2 separate regions of the Homo sapiens genome follow, and region 1 is linked to region 2. A link is an interaction called in ENCODE POLR2A ChIA-PET data of the cell type or tissue named here. Cell type or tissue: B cell. All regions are shown on one strand. Each heading gives the region's core, and the rest is flanking DNA. Links, peaks and the distances in the headings are about the cores only. Region 1 has its middle 12 kb from the start of NICN1. Region 2 has its middle 5.4 kb from the start of USP4.

Region 1 (2,912 bases), core at 131-2,630, 96 kb before region 2:
GGTGGTGGGCACCTGTAATCCCAGCTACTCAAATGACTGAGGCAGGAGAATCGCTTGAACCTGGGAGGTGGAGGTTACAGTGAGCCGAGATTGAGCCATTGCACTCCAGCCTGGGTGACAGAGCGAGACTCCGTTTCAAAAATAATAATAATAATAATCCATCTGTACTTGCTACTAATCAGCATATATATATATATATATATATATATATATTTTTTTTTTTTTTTTTTTTTTTTTTTTTTTTTGAGACTCTGTTGCCCAGGCTGGAGTGCAGTGGTGTGATCTCAGCTCACTGCAACCTCCACCTCCCGGGTTCAAGCGATTATCCTGACTAAGCCTTCCAAGTAGCTGGGATTACAGGCACCCACCACCATGCCCGGCTAATTTTTCTATTTTTAGTAGAGACAGGGTTTCATCATGTTGGCCAGGCTGGTCTTGAACTTCTGACCTCAGGTGATCCACCCACCTCAGCCTCCCAAAGTGCTGGGATTACAGGCATGAGCCACTGCACCCGGCCATCAGTGTATTATTATTATTTTGTTTGTTTGTTTGTTTGTTTGTTTTTTGAGACGGAGTCTCACTCTGTCACCTGGGCTGGAGTGCAGTGGCGAGATCTTGGCTCACTGCAACCTCTGCCTCCCAGGTTCAAGTGATTCTCCTGCCTCAGCCTTCCGAGTAGCTGGGATTATAGGCGCCCGCCACTACGCCTCGCTAATTATTTGTATTTTTTTTAGTAGAGACAGGGTTTCATCATGTTAGCCAGGCTGGTCTCAAACTCCTGACCTTGTGATCTGCCTGCCTTGGCCTGCCAACGTGCTGGGATTACAGGTGTGAGCCACTGTGCCTGACTTTTTTTTTTCTTTCTTTTTTTTTTTTTGAGACGGAGTCTCACTCCATTGCTGAGGCTGGAGTGCAGTGGCATGATCTTGGCTTACTGCAACCTCTGCTTCCCAGCTCCAAGCAATTCTCCTGCCTCAGCCTCCCAAGTAGCTGGGATTACAGGTGCGCACCACCACACCCGGCTAATTTTTTGTGTGTTTTTAGTAGAGACGGGGTTTCACCATGTTGGTCATGCTGGTCTCGAACTCCTGACTTGTGTTCTGTTCACCTCAGCCTTCCAACGTGCTGGGATTACAGGTGTGAGCCATGGCACCTGGCCCAGTGTATATTATTAAGGACAACACAATAGTATGTTCTTGGGTAGAATATTAATCTATGTTCTTGGGTAGCAATCCTCAAGCTTGGCCCAAATAAACTCTCTACTTATATTAATTTTGCCTCAGCTTCCTCTTTTTAGCTTTACATAAGAAAAGGGTGGAAAAATATATTCCATGCAAATAATAACCAAAAGAGAGCTGGAGTGGCTATATTATTGTAAGTGAAAATAGACTCAAATCAGGTTACAAGAGGCAAAGACATTATATGTGTGTCCTTATATATCTGGACAGACACACACAGACACACATGCATATTTTTTCAAGATAGGTCACCCAGGATGGGGTGCAGTGGCATGAATACAGCTCTCTGCACCCTCCACCTCCCAGGTTCAAGTGATCCTCCAACGTTATCCTGAGTAGCTGGGACTACAGACATGGACCACCACACTCAGGTAGTTTTTTTTTTTTTTTTTTTTTGAGACAGAGTTTTGCTCTTGTTGCCCAGGCTGGAGGGCAATGGTGTGATCTTGGCAGCTCACTGCAACCTACGCCTCCTGGGTTCAGGCGATTCTCCTGCCTCAGCCTCCTGAGTAGCTGGAATTACAGGGGCCCACCACCACGCCTGGCTAATTTTGTATTTGTTTTTTTTTTTAGTAGAGAAAGGGTTTCTCCATGTTGGTTAGGCTGGTCTCCCACTCCCGACCTCAGGTTATCCGCCCGCCTCAGCCTCTCAAAGTGCTGGGATTACAGACATGAGCCACCTTGCCTGGCCAATTTTTTACTTTTTGTAGAAATCGGGCCTCCCCAGAGGTTGCAGTGAGCCAAGATTGTGCCACTACACTGCAGCCTGGGTGACAGAGTAGGACTGTCAAAAAAGAAAAGAAAGGGCCGGGCACAGTGGCTCACGCCTGTAATCTCAGCACTTTTGGAGGCTGACATGGGCAGATCACCTGAGGTCGGGAGTTCGAAGCCAGCCTGACCAACATGGTGAAACCCCATCTCTACTAAAATTATCAAATTAGCTGGGTGTGGTGGCGCATGCCTGTAATCCCAGCTACTCGAGAGGCTGAGGCAGAAGAATCGCTTGAATCTGGGAGGTGGAGATTGCGGTGAGCCAAGACCGCACCATTGCACTCCAGCCTGGACAACAAGAGCGAAACTCTGTCGCAAAAACAAAACAAAACAAAGCCGGGGGTGATGGCACGCTCCTGTAGTGCCAGCTACTTGGGAGACTGAGGCAGGTGAATCGCTTGAACCCAGGAGGCAGAGATTGCAGGGAGCCGAAATCTTGCCATTGCACTCCAGCCTGGGCGACAGAGCAAACTCTGTCTCAAAAATAAATAAATAGGCTGGGCGCGGTGGCTCACGCCTGTAATCCCAGCACTTTGGGAGGCCTAGACAGGAGGATCATGAGGTCAGGAGATCAAGACTATCCTGGCCAACATGGTGATACCCCGTCAAAAATTAGCTGGCCGTGGTGGCGTGTGCCTGTAGTCCCAGCTACTTGGGAGGCTGAGGCAGGAGAAACGCCTGAACCCAGGAGGCAGAGGTTGCAGTGAGTTGAGATCATGCCACTGCACTCCAGCATGAGGTCAGAGCAAGACTCTGTCTCAAAATAAAAAAATAAATAGGCCCATGCCAGGTGCAGTGGCTCACGCCTGTAATCCCAGCACTTTGGGAGGCCGAGGCAGGCGGATCACCTGAGGTCAGGAGTTCGAGACCAACCTGACCAACATGGAGTAACCCCGTCTCTAC
Region 2 (2,892 bases), core at 393-2,892:
ACTTCCTCTCTGTGAGACTTGTTCAGTTTTTTGCCTCTATTATCTTCTGCAAGAACCTAATCCTTATATAACAGAGGTTAGAAATCACTGAGAAGACATTTAATTCTTCTAAAGTGTGCTTCTAGAATCTTTTTCTTTTCACAGTCCCCTGGGCAGGTTAAGGAGGCACAGGTGAGAAGGAACCAAAAATATTTCTCCCCTGTTGCCACCTCCAATTAAAATATGTCTAATATTTGTGAATACTGCCACGTGTGCTCTGTTAGTGCTGGCCAAGTGTGGACCAAGAATAACTTGGGAGAGCCAAGTCCTATCAGGTGTAAAGAAAACTGTGGTAGCAGCTAAGACAAAAACCTTATGATTTGGAATAAAATAAAGCTTAAAGGCCAGGCGTGGTAGTTCAAGCCTGTAATCCAAGCACTTTGGGAGGCCGAGGCGGGTGGATCACCTGAGGTCAGGAGTTCAGGAACAGCCTGGCCAACATGGTGAAACCCCGTTTCTACTAAAAATACAAAAATCACCTGGGCGTGGTGGCCGGTGCCTGTAATCCCAGCTACTAGGGAGGCTGAGGCAGGAGAATCCCTTGAACCCAGGAGGCGGAGGTGGCAGTGAGCGGAGATTGCGCCACTGCATTCCAGGCTGGGTGACAGACTAAGACCTTGTTTCAAAAAAAAAAAAAAAAAAAAAGCATAAAGTTCACACACCCAGACATTATTAATCTTTTTTTTTGAGACGGAGTTTCGCTCTTGTTGCCCAGGCTGGAGTGCAGTGGTGCAATCTTGGCTCACTGCAACCTCCGCCTCCTGGGTTCAAACTATTCTCTTGCCTCAGCCTCCCAAGTAGGTGGGGCTACAGGAATGCACTACCATGCCCAGATAATTCTGTATTTTCAATAGAGATGGGGTTTCACCATGTTGGTCAAGCTGGTCTCAAACTCCTGACCTCAGGTGAACCACCTGCCTCGGCCTCCCAAAGTACTGGGATTACAGGTGTGAGCCACCGTGCCCGGCCTGACATTATGAATCTTTTTTTTTTTTTTTTTTTTTGAGATAGGGTCTCGCTCTGTCACCCAGGCTGGAGTGCAGTGGCGCAATCTTGGCTCAGTGCCAGCTCCGCCTCCCGGGTTCATGCCATTCTCCTGCCTCAGCCTCCTGAGTAGCTGGGACTACAGGCACCCACCACCACGCCCGGCTAATTTTTTGTATTTTTAGTAGAGACGGGGTTTCACTGTGTTAGCCAGGATGATCTCGATCTCCTGACCTCGTGATCCGCCCTTCTCGGCCTTCCAAAGTGCTGGGATTACAAGCGTAAGCCACCGCGCCCGGCCAACATTATGAATCTTTAATTAGACATCACAGTCCAAGATCAACTAGTATGTGACCAATAAGCCAGGTTTTCTTCTAGCTCCCTTCCTGGTTTCTCTTCTGTTCTTGTGGCCCAAGGTCCTCTGGTAATGGATGGATTGTCCACTTCTGGGATCTTGGTGTCCTACCGGGCCTATGGTTCTCTCTAGGATAAAGTGGCTCAACATAGAACACAGCTCTGGTGCCAAGATGTCTCTGAGCTGAATCAGTCACCCTTGTCATTTCCTCCCAAGTCCCTAGGTCACTACCACAACAGGAACACGCAGGCAGATGTTCATTGTTTCCAGTTCTCTTTTTTGTTTTATTTTTGAGACAGGATCTTGCTCTGTCACCCAGGCTGGAGTGCAGTGGCACGATCATAGGATCACAGCTCTCTGCAACTTCAAACTCCTGGGCTAAAAAGATCCTCCCACCTTGGCCTACTTAATAGCTGGGATTACAGGTGCACGTCACCATGCCAGGCTAATTGTTTTATTTTAAATTTTTAAATTTTTTTTTCCTTTTTTTGAGATGAAGTTTCACTCTTGTTGCCCAGACTAGAGTGCAGTGGCGTGATCTTGGCTCACGGCAACCTCCGCCTCCTGGGTTCAAGTGATTCTCCTGCCTCAGCCTCCCAAGTAGCTGGGATTACAGGCGAGCACCACCATGCCCAGCTAATTTCTATGTTTTTAGTAGAGACTGGGTTTCACTAGGTTGGCCAGGCTGGTCTCAAATTCCTGACCTCAAGTGACCTGCCCACCTCAGCCTACCAAAGTGCTGGGATTGCAGGAGTGAGCCGTGCCTGGCCCTGGTTTTTTTGCCTCCTAAGTAGTTGTGACTACAGAATGAGATTCTGTCTCAAAAAACAAAACAAAACAAAAAACGGCTCAGCGTGGTGGCTCACACGTGTAATCTCAACACTTTGGGAGGCAGAGGTGGACAGAGTGCTTGAGCCCTGGGGAACAGGGCAGAAGTTGCAGTGAGCCAAGATTGTGCCACTGCACTGCAGCGGGGATGACAGAATGAGACCCTGTCTCAAAAACAAAACAAAACAAAAAACCCCACCATTTATTTATTTATTTATTTATTTATTTATTTATTTATTGAGACGGAGTTTTGCTCTTGTTGCCCAGGCTGGCATGCAATGGCACGATCCTGGCTCACCACAACCTCTGCCTCCCAGGTTCCAGCGATTTTCCTGCCTCAGCCTTCTGAGTAGCTGGGATTACAGGCCCATGCCACCACGCCCAGATAATTTTTGTATTTTTAGTAGAGATGGGGTTTCGCCATGTTGGTCAGGCTGGTCTCGAACTCCTGACCTCCTGATCCGACTGCCTTGGCCTCCTAAAGTGCTGGGATTACAGGCATGAGCCACTGCGCCCGGCCACCCCCACCATTTAAATCAAACAAACTGGCTAACAAAGTTTAAAGACTTTGTAAATAATGGTGACCTTGTAGTCCGGGCACGGTGGCGCATGACTGCAATCCCAGCACTTGGGAGGCGGAGGATCACTTGAGGCCAGGAGTTCAAGACCAGCCTGGGCAACATGGT

What was found. Peaks named below come from ENCODE experiments on the same cell type or tissue, not always from the same donor. Only the 100,000 strongest peaks of a DNase experiment are listed, where the experiment ranks them.
Region 1: POLR2A ChIA-PET joins it to region 2 with 6 read pairs; 31 of 35 experiments call an interaction of 5 or more read pairs at or near these places.

Annotation. Positions count from the first base shown.
Region 1 is chr3:49,439,633-49,442,544 of GRCh38, reverse strand. No RefSeq gene overlaps it. Among named protein-coding and RNA genes, the nearest start is that of NICN1, 12 kb to the right of the region's middle. In B cell, for the core only: no CTCF peak of the experiment used is centred there; no DNase peak of the experiment used is centred there.
Region 2 is chr3:49,343,979-49,346,870 of GRCh38, reverse strand. No RefSeq gene overlaps it. Among named protein-coding and RNA genes, the nearest start is that of USP4, 5.4 kb to the right of the region's middle. RefSeq lists enhancers at 1,157-1,246, 1,337-1,456. In B cell, for the core only: no CTCF peak of the experiment used is centred there; DNase peaks (open chromatin) are centred at 1,580 and 2,220; H3K4me3 peaks cover 870 bases; H3K27ac peaks cover 2,360 bases.